Linked DNA regions of Mus musculus: region 1 is linked to region 2. The links are chromatin contacts, found by Hi-C in ENCODE. All regions are on one chromosome and are shown on one strand. Each heading gives the region's core, a stretch centred on a gene start or an enhancer-like site at or near the end of the contact. The rest is flanking DNA. Distances are from core to core; before and after follow the strand shown. Region 1 holds the start of Defb12 (defensin beta 12). Region 2 holds the start of Agpat5 (1-acylglycerol-3-phosphate O-acyltransferase 5 (lysophosphatidic acid acyltransferase, epsilon)).

Region 1 (7,426 bases), core at 1,758-4,257, 270 kb after region 2:
AAGATCCTAGGTACTAGATAACTCTTGGCAGAATACTGGTCAGGTTCATGTGTACCCATAAAACTGATCAAGTGTGAGCCCCATGACTGTTAGTTTTGACATTTAGTTTTTGAAGCTGCAAATTTTATTTCACAAGGCAAAGTTACAGTTTTTTCATCTGCAGATATCCTATGTAAATAGACATTTTAATTAATAGCTAACCATTTCTTCTTGCAGGCAAGGACAATGTGTTTCAGAAGCACCGGCATTACTAGAGTAAATGAGGGTTTTTTTAAAAATATATATCATAATTTTTATAATCTGTGGATAATAATACATCACCTCATCAAGAATCAAAGGAATGCATTTTTTCTTGTAGTCTATAGAACTACAAAGCTGTCAACATAGAGGAGCATAGCACTTTCGTTTGTCTATTAATCCCATAATAATTAGTATGTTAGAGACACAGAAAGAGGTAGTGATGCCCACACTGTCCCTTGTCTCCCAGGTTTGCTGTACTACAGACGACAATACAAATAAAATACCTGTATCAAATACAAATAAGGATGATAGTCACACTCTCAGGTGACCCTGAGCCCTATGAGACAATTCTGGAAAGAACAGTTATAAGTTATGAGTGTTCTGGAGTTGTGCAGTTGTGTCTGCTTGTGTAGAAGGCATTCATTGCTGTTTTGATTTTGGTCGTCTTAAAATTCAAATGAAGCACAGAGACAGACTGAGGTGAGACGGGCCTGAGCAGCGCTGATTGTGGCCTGGGAAGCCACAGATGTTCTCTCCTTGACCATCCATTCAGCACGACTTGCAAGGTCCAAAGACCATTGGTCGTTGGGTTCAGATCCTCTCTCGACAGCAGAAGAAGTTCAGCTTGCACCAGCCCGCAATCTTCTCACTCTCTATGCATGTTCTCCTGCATTTTCCCCGGCCGAGCCTGCATGTCTCGCACACAGCAATCTCCCCTGTGCCAGGAAAGAGCTGCTGAGATGGTTGTTGGAACCTTGTGGGAATGGGAAGAATATCTAAGGCCTCCTGACAGGCAGGGTTTGCGTGTATGGCCAGCAGTGTTTTTTAGAATTAGACCAGAGATGTTGGGGATAGCTCAGTTGGCAAAGTGTTTCTTGGGTCAGCATGGGACCCTGAGTCTGATCCTCCGTGCCCAGGTAAAAAGCCAGGCACTTGTGTCACTCACGGTCCTCAGCTGGGGAAGCAGGGACAGCTGACTCTCAGTGGTCAGCCTAGCCGAGTTTGTGGTAGATTCTGTCTCACAAAACAAGGTGAATGAATGGCTTCTGAGGAATGACATTTATAAGTTTGACCTCTGGCTTTTACACATGAATGAACACACACAGACATAAACACACACAGACATGCACACACACACACTCACACACTCACACTGTAAGAAGAGCACTACCCCATAGCATCTGATTACCACAGACAGTGTGGAGCTGAAAAGAGTTAAACACAACAGGTAACCATCACCCGTGTCCCCCAGGTGTTTATTGTCTTTCACAGGTCTGATGCAAGTGACAGCAACATCTATTCTTCAGAACTTTTAAAATGCATGTCTGCACTGTTGAAAATTTACTAGTTAGCCTTTGCTTTCAAATCCTCGAAGCTGGAATGAAGAATTTAATCTCAATACTTGTTTGGCTCTAGTACCAGCTGCTTAATATACCTAGCCCCCTTCACTGGGGGATATAATAGAAATACCTGTGCACATTTTTAATTTGCTGAGTGGTGAAATGATTCTATGATAATGTTTGTATGATATTTACTTCTAATGGTGCTTTAATAATTAAGTGGCACAATCTATGTGTATTTGTTAAGGGTTGGAGAAATTAATTCTTCATGAGTTCCATAGTTCTCATGCTACTTAGTTACTTATATATTTTTATTATCATCATTATGCTGATGTGTGTATGTGTGAGAAAAAGAGAGAGGTGTATTGTGTTGGACACATGCATGTGTGTGCAGGTTCATGCACCCATGTATGTGCACACAAAACATCAAGAAAAAGGCTTTGAACATCTTCTTCTGTCACTGTCAGCTTTGAAGCAGGGCCTCTCTTTGACCCTTAGCTCATTTTTCCTAGCTGTTATGGATCCCAGTGACCCACCTAGCTCTGCCCTTGAACCTCCTAGCTCTGCAACCATTGTCCTGGGGTCACAGGCTCAAGCAACACTGGTGTGTGCTGGAGTCCAGACTTGGGTCCTCATAGTTGCACAGCAAGCACTTTTAACCTTTAACTTTTAGTCACTTCTTCAGCCCTCCAAGGATATTTCAATATTTCTTTGAATTTTGTTTGCATTGTGCTGTCTTCCCATGTAAGAGAACCTCTGGTGCACACCCAAAGCTTTCAACTAACCGTTATAAACAATCTCTAATGAGGGTGGCGCCTCATCTGCACCATTCTATGTGATCTTCCTCATCTGGCAGATGCCCTCAAGCAGACCTCGTTCAAGTTAGGAGAAGGAGAAAATACAGATAAAGATGTAATTTACCTCCTGGAAATGACTGGGAATACTCAAGTCCTGCCCAGGACCCTAAATTTAAAACAAAATGCATTTTAGAAAAGAATATTAAAGCAAGAAACAACACTTTATAAAATTTCTCCTACATGTTACATGGCTTTCGAGGGACTACTGATGTTATGGTTGCTGTTATTTATTGGGTTTCTCAAGACCAGCACTCCTGGAAGCCAGAAAGACCAGTGTACTAAACAATACAATGTAAATTAAAGCTCTGTTCATCTGGCTCTTAGGAAACATGAGTGGAGATCCAAGAAATCTCTGGGGAGAGGAGAGTTACTCTCAGTTTCAGGGTGGTGCATGAAAGAGTCATTGGGTTTCATGATCTACCCACTGCACCCCCCCCCCCATCAAAATCCCATCAACTTTGATTTACCTGATGGCAGTTCAACTACAATGAAGAACAAAGCAAAACCAAAATAGAACACCTCTCTGCTCAGAGCCATGTTTGAGGGGAGATTCTTCATCACAGAGAATCGGGGTTTCTTTGAGGAGACAAGAAAACATTTATATTGGAAAGTAGTGGGCTATGTTCTAGGTCAGTGAAGTGAATCAATGAAGAAAGCACGATTACATGCTCCATTTGCCAGGATCAAGAGCTGGGGCAGTGGGTAATAACCTTGAGCCTGCAAAGCCTTACTTCTCCATGCCTAACCAGCTTGTAGAATGGAGTGGACATTGGTTCAAGACTTGGAGAATTCAGGGCTGTGCCCACTTCTACTGCAGGAATCTAAGGGAGAGAATCCTGATAGGTCTCCATGACTTCTCAAGGAACAAAGCACAAGTATTGCCTTTGTAGCTTGTCCTGGGGATCCAGTATGATTTCAACTCAGGAGCACTTTGAATGCTCTCAGTGCTTCCAGAGCTATTGTGGGGACTGGAAGGCCATCCACAGATGTGCACACTGACTCTCCTCATTCTCACAGCTGGATTTATAAATTGTTCAGCAGAACGTGAGGAGTAACTGACCTTTTGCTATGGTAGCTTTGAATCCTGTGCCTGTCAGACATCTCATCACAGACCAGTTATAATCACAATATCCTTTAATAATGAAAACCATGGGCATCAAAAGGAATATTCATGTCAACTCCCAAACTGTGTCCTGCTTATTGCCACCTTGATGCTTATAGTTACATGATGTTCTGGTTTTCAGTCTTGGAGACAAAGGCAGGCTTGGTGTCACAGACTTGTAACTCAGCTACTCCAGAGACTGAGGCAGAAGCATCACAAGCTAAAGGCCTGTTTGGGCTACATAGTGAGGTCAGTGAATTCAAAGGCAGCCTGTGCAATTTGGTGATACTTGAATCTAAAATAAGTAAAAAGGGGCTGGGATGTAGCTCAGTAGAAAAGTGTTTGCCTGCCACACACACAGCCTACATTCAATTCTCAGTGCCCTCCTCTCATTCTCTCTCACATATACATGAAAATGTAGACTATGTAGTTAGACAGATACCTACTAAGTAGACCGCCTTGGATAGGTTAACAATTTTTGAAACCTTAGCCTCTTTATCCTTAAAATTGCGTTATATTGTTAATATCAGCCTCATTGGGCATTTGAGTGCATTGTACATGGCATAGAAGTGTTTATCAGAATGTCTGATTATCATCATCAACATCACATTTATATTTCTATATAACATTGAACAACCACTCCGCAAAGTGATCATAGCAATCTGACTCCTTTTTTTTAATTAGTTATTTTCTTTATTTACATTTCAAATGCTATCCTCTTTCCTAGTTTCAGTTTCCCCTCCAAAAATCCCCTATCCCCTCCCCTCTGCCCTTGCTCCCCAACCCACTCACTCCCATTCCTGGACCTGGCATTCCCCTATACTGGGGCATAGAACCTTCACAGGACCTAGGGCCTCTCCTCCCATTGATGACCAACTAGGCCATCCTCTGCTACATATGCAGCTAGAGCCACGAGTCCCACTATGTGTTTTCTTTGATTGGTGGTTATCCCGTCCCGTGGGATTCAGTTATTCGTGGGTGCGAGGGGGACCGCGAACCTGGAAGGAGATGGGAATAAAAGAAAGAAAGTAGGAGACCAGGAAGGGTACCTATCGAGGTCTCGTTTATTAGGCTGAGGTGCCTTCTTTTTAAAGCATACATCGCGGGGAATATGGGAGGGGTCGAGGGAGAATTATACAAAGAACAAAGAAGTGGGCATCTGCTGACATGGGGGCTGAAGTCAGGCGCCAGGCAGCGGGCACTCTGGATCTTATCTCTGGAACATCGATCCTCCTTGACAGCCTTGGGGGTCAGGCTAGGCTCAGGCGTAACTCATGTCCTTGGATGGCATGGGAACTCAGGAAGAGATAGGGGAGAGGGGACTATAATTCAGCTTTTACAGCCTCAGGTGCCAGGAAAGGAATAGGGAGGAAAGGGGGGTGACAACCAGTTCTCAGTACAAGGCCATTTGGCCTGCTAGGGAGATTGTGAAGGGCTCACTTTCTCACGGGATGGTCTCTGACATCTCCCCCTTCTGAATTAAATTAAATAAGGCCACACTTAACTGAGGTGATCAACTAATCTTTTTCATCTTTAGATGAGCGGGCATTACCATGGCTGGGGGGACATTGACCCGATTCCTCCCGTGGGTGCTGTCACAGACCCACACTTGTGGCTCTTGGTATCTTTTGGGGAGGTGAGGCAGAGCCTTTGAAAAAATTATTAATTGTAACTGAAATTAGATACCAACCTCTTCCTAACCGGGTTTGCCTCTCAGGGAACTCAGAAATGGTCTATTTGGACCTTCCCCTGCAATACTTAGTTTGCACCCATGCTGGGCCCATACTGGATTTGTATTTATTACGAATCAGCATGCACAATTCTGAGTTTTGTGCAGCTCCCGTAGGAGAATTATCAACCTCAGACTCAGTAAGGCCTCTGTAAGCATGCCAATTGTAATACCACAATTTGTGGCTCTTAAGCTATGACAAGAGCTGGAGGTCACCCTTCCTTGTCCCTATTGTCTCCAAAACCTAAGGAACCAAGGGGACTCTGCATTAGCAGCAAGGGTGGAAAATTGGAGACGAGTCTTTGTTTTTGCCTCGGTGGGAGGAGGATCTTCTTCATCTGAGTCCCGGATATCTAGCTGATGGTAGTGGACTGCAACCTGCTTACTTAAAGCAGCTTCAATCTGCAACTTAACAAAACTGGTTAATTTTTTAAAGGCCCAGGGGCCAAAAGACAAAAGCAGCAGAACACCCAAGAAAGGTCCCAAGAGTGTGGGAAGCAAGGTAGTGACCCAAGGAGAAGTAGAAAACCAATTTTTATACCAAAATTCTTGTTTCTCTTTGTTGTTTTCTCTCTTTTAAACTAGCTCTAACTTTCTCTATATTATCTTGAACTAAGCCAGTCTTGTCAAAGTAAAGACAACATTCTTCTAATACCTGAAATTTCTGTCTTTGTAGCCTTAATATGTTATATCCTGTCTTATTGTAGACCACTACTTCTAAGATATTAACCTTTGCCTCTAATTTTTTATCTTACAATAAGTTGCTAATATTTTATGCATATCATTAACAAAATGATCAGTATGCAGCTGTTGATCTAAAGCTGTGGTAGATATTGAAGTTAAAATTGCAACTAAAGCAGTAAATCTAAAAATTGCTCATTTGACCTTTTCCAAGTTTGTATTTCCGGATTTTTTAAACTAAGGATCATTTCCTAATTTTAACAGGCAGCAAAACATAAGGAGGTCTCTTTAAAAAAAATCATAACAGCAAATTTCTTATCTAAATTAAGATCCACAGGATTAGTTAATTGACAACGATTACAATGAATATGAAAAGACTTGTTAAGATTGGTGATCTTAACTCTTAAAATTATCTAACAATATAGCATATAGGTAAGGTACAAAAGCTTTCACAGCTATAGGGGAGTTGGCCTGAATGGCCAAAAACAGTGTCTCTGATGAAATCTTGTTAAATACACTGTAGCAGTCTCTTTGCCCCACGGGTCATCATTTATAGTTGTCCTCAAGTGGACACTAGGTCGGCTCTCCTTGCTGTAGTCCATGGCGAAGATAGGAAGTTTCTTCATCTTGTTTGTAAGTGTCTGCTCTCTCTGATTCTTCTGTTTCTGTGCACTCAACACAGCTTTCTTGTCATCACTGCCAGGGCACTTATGAACTCACAGGTCGGTCTGTCACACGAATCATTTCGGAAGCTAGCATGCTTTTGCAGCATTCTGTGGATAAAACAGAAACACTGCCCCCTTTTCCCCATAATAACCTTCTGTTTAGGCTCATGCCATGTGTCAATGAGTGGATCCTTTTCACCTCACCTAGACATGATTATGTCTAGTTTTAAGATACTATGAGGCATTTATTAAGTTCTTAGACATTTAAATTTTAAAACTCTTAATAATAAAAGTATGATTTAAATAATGCACAGGGGGTATAATTTTTCCCCTTTTTTGTTTTTAAGAAGATAGAGTTTTAAAGTTTTATAATACCTTGTCTTTGAGAATTAAAAAATTTTTGACAAAACCACTTAAATACTGGACTGTTATAGTAGGTTTTAATATAACATGGACAGTGACTAATTACACTTTCAATTGTTTCTCTTGAAGAGAGATTGTAACTAGAATGTTTGAAAAGTTATTATAGTCACGTGTGTATAATTTATATATTTATTAATCAGAAATAAGAGAAAGTCTTTAAGTTGTCTCTGTAAATAACTATCTTCTAGGGAAAACCAGTTTGATCAGTAAGTCTAAAACCCAAATAATTATAAGGATCCTGAGTTTGTATCTTTTCAGGAGCTATCTGTAATCCTTATCAGTTAAAGCTTTATGTAAACCTCTATAACACAAAAGCAGATCCTGGGGGTCTCTTCCAGGCAACCTAGGATAATTCCTTAACTGTCTAAAAACAGTCTTCTTAAAGGAAC
Region 2 (7,510 bases), core at 3,152-5,651:
ACTGTAGTTAGCCTGCGGCCGAGTTGATGTTTGGTTTGTGAGCTGAGACTGGGAGGTGAACACACTTACATTAAGCATCCTACTGGGCCGATAGACTGATTAGACCTTATCTGAACTGTGGAGAACGGAATGCTGCAGATCAGGAGCCTGATTATCTTGAACTATCCTTAGCTCTCTAAACAGCCATTTACTGCTCATCTCTGTGAGTGACTTAACATCCTTATATTAGGTCAATGCTTTTGCAATCTACAAACAAGGCTTACAGCTACCATACTGCAAAGCCTAAGAATGTCATCAGATAACACCTGGAGCCTTATGGCAGAGACTTATCTACCTCCCAGTAGCCTGACTACTTGATGCATCAACCAACGTATCTGAAAAGCAACTTGACTGATCACTTTTGGTTGAGTTACTGTAAAAACAGGAAACTGTTACCATGTTGGTATTTGGTGGTAACCCAAATCTGTGTCCCCTGCCATGGCCACTTGGATTTGGCACCAGAACAAATGAGCTGTTACTAATTTTGCAGAGAGGGCTGTGTATTTTGCATCAGCTGGTTGAAGTCAAAAAAAAAAAAAAAATCTGGCCTCATTTAGATGTGTAGAGTAAAGGTGAGCAGTTTAGTGTCCTTTTCAAATAACGCCTTCCATATTACACCAAGAAGTCAGAGGCTCAGAGCTTCTTCAGAATGAGGTAGTTTTCATATTGTTACACTTACAAATATAAGAACCATGTACCCTCTAGGCTTGGGATATTTAGAAACTATTCACTGAGTTAGGCAATTGAATGTTGAAACATTTCATTATACAACATTGGAAAGCCCCAAAGGTTGTGATGACAAGTGTTGGTGATAAGGGATGCTAAGAAGTGAGAAGGGGGACCAAAAAGGCCACTGGCAGTTACCTGTGTCCCAGATCCATTGGGGACATAGTGCATAAAGCTGTGTGTGAGCTTCCTCTAGTCCATGTGGCATGCTCTATCTACATCCTTTTTCATACTGACAGCAGGTGCCTTCCAGGTCTGGAGACCCATTTGGGACCTAGACGTGAAAGTGAGGTAATGACAACAGCATGGTTGGTGGTCACTAAACCCCTTCACAAAGGGTCCATGGTTGATAACATATTTGACAAAGACAGCAGGAGCTCCCCTTGGCCAGGAAAAAGCTCGAGACCTCCTGTGATAACTAGACAATTCTTGGGAAGACATCCTGAAGACAGACGGACCATGAAGCACCTCATATGACAAGTACTTAGGCCTCACAAACCCTTCCCTCAACCTGCCACTGGAAACTGTAACATTCCCTTGTATTTCATTTGCTAAAAGCCTGGGGTTTTCTTGACCCCCCTAATCCAGAAATCATCTTCGGTTTGCCTACATTTTTTCTCTCCAACTCTAATTGTTCTTGAGTTTCCTCCTTGGGTACATTTTGAAATACTCTGCTCCTCAATGATAACAGGAAGGTGTTATTCTCACATTAACAAATACAGTTACCCGGTTAGTAATGGGGAAGCAGACACAGCTCCTCACTTGAAAAACTGAGTTAGATAAACTCCCTGGTAGGTGGGCGGGGAAAGGGCCAAAGACTAGGGATTAAAGGTGGAGAATATTGGAAGATGGATGGCTTCTTCCAGGTCCTCCAGACTTGAGACAATAGCTTGGCAGATTAAAACAAAGGTCTTGTTGACTTTTGTCTCCCCACCAGCGGGCCCCCTGCTGATGGACTGGTTCAACCAGTTCAAAGCTTGATGAAGACTTGTCAGACAACAGTCTGAGCCAATCTCCTGTCCTATATTTCTTCAAACTGACCAACCCTAATTAATTAATTAATTAGGGGAGGAAGACTCTTCAGAGGCTTAGAACATTCAGCCTTTGAAAAGACACTGGATGTTTTTGGCCGAGTCTCTGCTCTGCAGTGTATTTCTTTCTTTTTCTTTCTGTACATCTGCTGTCTCCCATGTGTTTCCTCAATCCCTAATAAACACCTTTCTTCAACTGCTGATTCTGTCTGTGAGGTGTTTGAGATTTCTCTGGTGCCTTAAGGGGGAAAAAAAACTGATCAAGATCTCTAGATTTTATCATCTTCAAGCCTCACCTTGGTTTTTGTTCCTGAAGACTATCACACTGTCATCCTCGGCAGCCAGAGGAGTTCCCCTGGATTTTAGGGACTTCAGCTCGGGCTAAACCAGGATTAGTGGATTTGATGTTGAAAAGAATTTATAGTGAAACATAGCTGGGAATTTTATTACAGGTATTTTAATGTAAGCTTAAGCATAAAGGGTTTTTGTTTTTTTTTTTTTTTTTTTGGTTAAAAAAAACACACAGGCTCACATTGTTAGTATTATCCAGATAAGCTATAGTGGTTCTCAGATTGTGCATCTAAGAGTCACCAGAACACCTTCCTATTTGTCTAGTTTTACAGCTATCTGTGTGTATGGGTGCATGCCATGGACACCTGTAGAGGTCACAGGACAATCTCCAATTCACTTTCTCCTTCCACCACATGGGCTCTGTAATCACTAAGGTTTGTCAATCCTGAGTACAGATGTTCAGAACCATCTTACTGTCTCCTCTCTTCTGATAAAACATGAGGTGGCCCCAGAGACGTTTTAGACAGGGTTATAATCTGATAAGGGAAAAGCCACATGTCCTTTCCTTACAAATGTAATTTCTACAGACATTCCTAGAAAATTGAAACTTTATGGTTGGGAAAGGAGAGGGGGCCCTCAGGTACCTTGTTTTTCTGTTGACAAAAGTTGACTCTTAACATTGTCAAGTAAATGCTCCCACAAATGGATCATCTGACTATTTGCAGAATGTCATAGGCCAACAGAGAGAGAACCCCTGAATTTCCAGAGACCTTCAGGTTGGCTCAGTCCCTTCTTTTTTGATGTGTACCTCAATTCCTGTCTTCCTGAACTCTTGTTTGCCAATCTGAATCTACAGTCTATCTGTCAAACAATTCCTTTGTCTGGACTGGTCTGCTGAACTGACAGTGAATTGTCTTGACAGTTCCTTTGCCTGCCCTTTTACCTCTGCATCTTCATTAAACTGGACAGTTTGTCATATCTGTGACCCACCAACAGCTGCTTTTCCCCTAAAGCTGGGTTTGTGGTTCATGTTATCGTGACAGACACTCTTATAGCCCTGTCAGTTCTCCAGCACTGGCTTCCCAAGGCTTTTAAAACTCCTTTCTTCTTTCTAACTCTTTGTAGTCACTGTAACCTATATATGCATATGTAAACAGAGATATACTTACAGAGTGATGTATGTGTGATCTGAGAGTTAATATTAGTAATTAAGACTGCAATAAAAGAACCTGTGTTTCCCTTAGCAAGGGCTACAGAGTAAAGTGGGCCTCTCTGGTGCCAGCGAAGCCACTGTACTTAGTGAAATTTATTGTCATTCAATACATTCTGATATCGTGTAAACTCCTAAGCACGTCCATCTGACATAGTGTGCTAATGACAGGAGTCACCTGTATGCCTTATGAAGCGCATCTCAGAGGTGATGGGAAAGAAACATGGGGCAAAAGATGAAGGGAAATCCAAGGCAAGGAAGCAGAGACACAGGCGTCAGTGGTGTGGAAAGGGAGAAAACTAGGGGCAGAATAAGTGACCTTAGGGTCACTTAGAGAAACCAACACACACACACACACCCACATATTTAAAACGTACTTTATACAGATCTGAGCGTGCGCACTGACCTGTTTCCTTCTATACCTTCTTGTATAGAATTATCTGGTCTCCACTAGTTAGGGCAGTGAAAGGACCTGGGCCCCTGGATAAGTTTTTGCTGTTACTTAACTATTCTAGTTTTCTGGAGGGAAGAGAACTTATGGATCCTACATGTATAGGGAAATACTTTCCTACACATTGAAAAGAAGAAATGTAGGATATTAGGAAAACGCACAGTAGAAACAAGTTAAAGAGCAAGAGGTTATTAAAGGGCAAAAGTTAAGGCTTTGAAAGATTTAATACAAGGAGGTGACAGTCCCGTGAAAGGTGAACCAAGGGTACAGGAGACGGACCCAGCCTCATTCTGCAACAGCCAAGAGGAGGGAAGGTGTGCTTCCTATGCACGTGGGGGCACGGGTGGCCCTCCGGCACGCGAAGACGCTGCAGTTGTCCATAACCTGCGGCATCGAGCTCCTCCTGTGCTCCACGACTTAGTCGGCTCACGCGTGTCTTGCAGGAAGCATCCTCGTGTCTCCACGCAGCTCTCGCACGCCAGCACAGGCCAAAACCCACCACCTCACTTCTTCCCGGGCTCATCCCCAGCCAGCATTCGCAGTCGAGCATGCGTCGTGACGAGGCCAAGGGACCGAGCCAATCAGAACACGTATTACGCCCATAAGTCGGCCAATCAGGAGGCGCCTTATTACCCGGGAGCCTTGCTTCACCCCGCCTCCCCGCTGACAAGCACGGGTCGCGCGGAGCAAAGCGAGCACCCCGAGGCGAGTGCGCCCGGCAAGCCGAGGCGTGCCCTTTCCAAGGCGGCGAGCAGAGGCCGTCACTGTCCCCGCCGGGTCCCGGGCCCCCGCGGCCCATGCTGGGGGCGGAGCCAGGGCGGAGGGCGGCGGCGCGGCCGGCCCCGCGCAGTGATTGGCGGGCGGCCGGCGGTGGCTGAGGTCCTGGTGGCCGCGCGGGCAACGCAGGCGGAGTCGCGGCTGGCGAGCCGAGAGGATGCTGCTGTCCCTGGTGCTCCACACGTACTCTATGCGCTACCTGCTCCCCAGCGTCCTGTTGCTGGGCTCGGCGCCCACCTACCTGCTGGCCTGGACGCTGTGGCGGGTGCTCTCCGCGCTGATGCCCGCCCGCCTGTACCAGCGCGTGGACGACCGGCTTTACTGCGTCTACCAGAACATGGTGCTCTTCTTCTTCGAGAACTACACCGGGGTCCAGGTGAGGCGCGGCCGCGCAGGGCTGCGTGCGAGCCCTCCCCGCGGCCGGGGCGGCGCTTGCAACCCGGGCGAACACTCGCAGCCCGGCGAGCACGTGCCGCAGCTCACGGCCTCCCGCCGCGGGGGGAAGTTTCTGGTTCTCACTTCGGGGTTCCTTCTGGAACGTCCTGCTGAGGCTGAGTGTGTTCCCGGGTCCGCCCCACCCCCGCCCCGGGCCGGCTGTTACTGCCCATCTCAGTGCCTGCCAAAGTAGGGCACTGAGTCCGAGGTGGTGATGCTGGGACTGGCTTCATTTGCACTTCCGAGGTCTTTTAGATTAGCAAGACCTCTAGGCGCTGACCAAAGTGACAGCTGTGAAGGACGACTCCTGCCTTGGGTTCCTCCCGGGTGAAAGCGAGGGCCTAGGGAGGAAATGAATACATTGGTTACAATAGGAGCCTCACTGTCGATACAGTTCTCTTCAGCTTGGACTGGGCTTCAATGTGGGCTGATCTCTTGTCAGATTGCTTTCTTCCTGCTACTGTTTCTTTCTTTCTTTCCACCCCTCCCTCCCCCCCCCCCGCCCCGTGGAGATTGAACTCTGAAAACAATAAAGAGTAGAAAGCTCTCCTAATGTGAATTCGTTATATGACATCCCATAAAAACCTACAGTTGTACTTCCTTTTTGGTTTTCAGTTTCAAAGAAGAGCTCTGTTTGGGTTCTCCCAGATGTATCTATGACTTTCCCCCCCATTTCTCAGTTCTTTTCATTCTGTGTTAGGGGGGTACTTTGGCGACTGGATCCCTTACTGAGTTTTGCGCCAGTTGGAGATTATGTCTGAGGTAGGGAATTAAGACCTCTCTGAATCACTATCTTTTTAAATGTTTTCCTAGGGAATAGGAAAATCACTGTTGCACATCAAGGTTTCTGAAAAATTGACTTTTAGAATAGGATTTCATTCAGAATTTTTAGGAACCCCCACACTGATGGTTTCAAACCTCCCTCTTACTTTACTAAGTTTGTCAAGTGAATGTATGGTCTAATCGTGGATAAGTATTTAATTTCACTAGCAGAAGGGACAAGACAGCGGGGAGCACAACTTAAAGTTGCTGACCTTGCACATGACAAGTACCCCTCAGACGCTCAGGGACCTCTACTCAAGTGCCACCTATATTCTTGCTGCAGAGACGTTAGGATGAGTCAGAATGAAGCAAAGTTAGTGAGTTTATTGATTGGGAGAGAGGACACGCACTTGAGGGGAGTCAAGTGCAAACCTTATTACCCCCCACCCAGGCTACAGCAGCTGTTTTCTAAGTGATTTTAGGGCTTTTAAGTTAACGCCTTAAAACTAAGATTAAGGAGAAGAGAAGGAAAAAAATGAGTTCTTCTATTCTTTCCAATAATGAGCTCTAAAAAAAAAAGAAGCAAACCAGGATCTCACACTGTAGTCTTGGTGGGCAGGAACTCTATGTAGACCTCACAGGCCTCAAGTTCACAGAGATCTGCCTGCCTCTGTCTCCAGAGTGTTAGGACTAAAGGCATGTACCGCCATGTCTGGATTAAACTCTTTTAGTTATATGAAATTTAAAACGGATTCATGGCGGTACTGAACAGTTTACATATGAGGGAGAAATGTGGTTAGGCAGTAATATGGATCAAAATAAAATCAAAGTAATTAGCTGATCACTGGTCACAAGAGTTTGAGATGTGAGCTTGTCTTCTGCCTTAGGTCACCAGCTATAGGGATAATCTTTTGTTTGTTTTTTGTGGTTTTTGTTTGTTTGTTTTTTTGTTTTTTTGAGACAGGGTTTCTCTGTGTAGTCCTGGCTGTCCTGGAACTCACTCTGTAGGCCAGGCTGGCCTCGAACTCAGAACTCCACCTGCCTCTGCCTCCCAAGTGCTGGGATGAAAGGCGTGCGCCACCACTTGCCTATAATCTTACTTGTAATGGTTTTAGAATATGTGCACAGTGGAGAGCAGTGTTCAAGCAGCTGTATCCAACCAATTCCACTTAAAGAGGGAGAGGGTGAGGGTGAGGGCCTCCTTTGCTATTCAAAAGCAGATTGTGTGGACATTGCATTGGATTCTTTTGTTGTTGCTGCTGTTGTTTTGTTTTGTTTTTGAGACAGAATTTCTCTATATAGCCCTGGCTGTCCTGGAACTCAGTTTGTAGACCAGGCTGGCCTCGAACTCAGAAATCCGCCTGCCTCTGCCTCCCAAGGGCTGGGATTAAAGGCGTTGCATTGGATTCTATGCAAATGTAGGTTCTTTTCTGTTTTCGTTTTTGCTAAAATTCTGAGTAATTCATGTATCCTTTCAAGTTAAAAAAAATCTTTGTGTGTGTGTATGTGTGAATGAATGTACTGCATGCACATAAATATTCATATCCGTGATTGTGGGGCAAATGTACCATGGCATGGACATGGAGGTCATAGGAGAACCTTGGGTATTGGTATTTACCTTCTACTTTGAGTCAGGTCTCTTGCTTACCACTGTGTGTGTGCCAGCTTAGCTGGCTTCTAAATTTCTGGATTCTGTCCTGTATCTGCTTCCCATCTCACTGTAGGAGCACTCCATAAAAGAGAGATGAGTGTCTGGCCTTGTATGGGTTCTGAGGCTCTGAATTTGGG

Evidence for each region. A loop is a pair of places that touch in the nucleus more often than their neighbours do.
Region 1: a loop to region 2 is called in a map of regulatory T cell, with 16 times the contacts of the local background. The contact joins the promoter of Defb12 here to the promoter of Agpat5 in region 2. A Hi-C loop is called at or near these places in 3 of 37 maps with a recorded cell type or tissue (T-helper 1 cell, T-helper 17 cell and regulatory T cell).

What each region holds. Positions count from the first base shown.
Region 1 is chr8:19,111,826-19,119,251 of GRCm38, forward strand. Defb12 (defensin beta 12) reads right to left here and starts at 3,008. Exons shown (of 3, transcript NM_152802.3): 1 at 2,905-3,008; 2 at 2,502-2,543; 3 at 106-956. The coding sequence starts at 2,995. The coding sequence ends at 832.
Region 2 is chr8:18,841,878-18,849,387 of GRCm38, forward strand. Agpat5 (1-acylglycerol-3-phosphate O-acyltransferase 5 (lysophosphatidic acid acyltransferase, epsilon)) reads left to right here and starts at 4,402. Exons shown (of 8, transcript NM_026792.3): 1 at 4,402-4,901. The coding sequence starts at 4,683.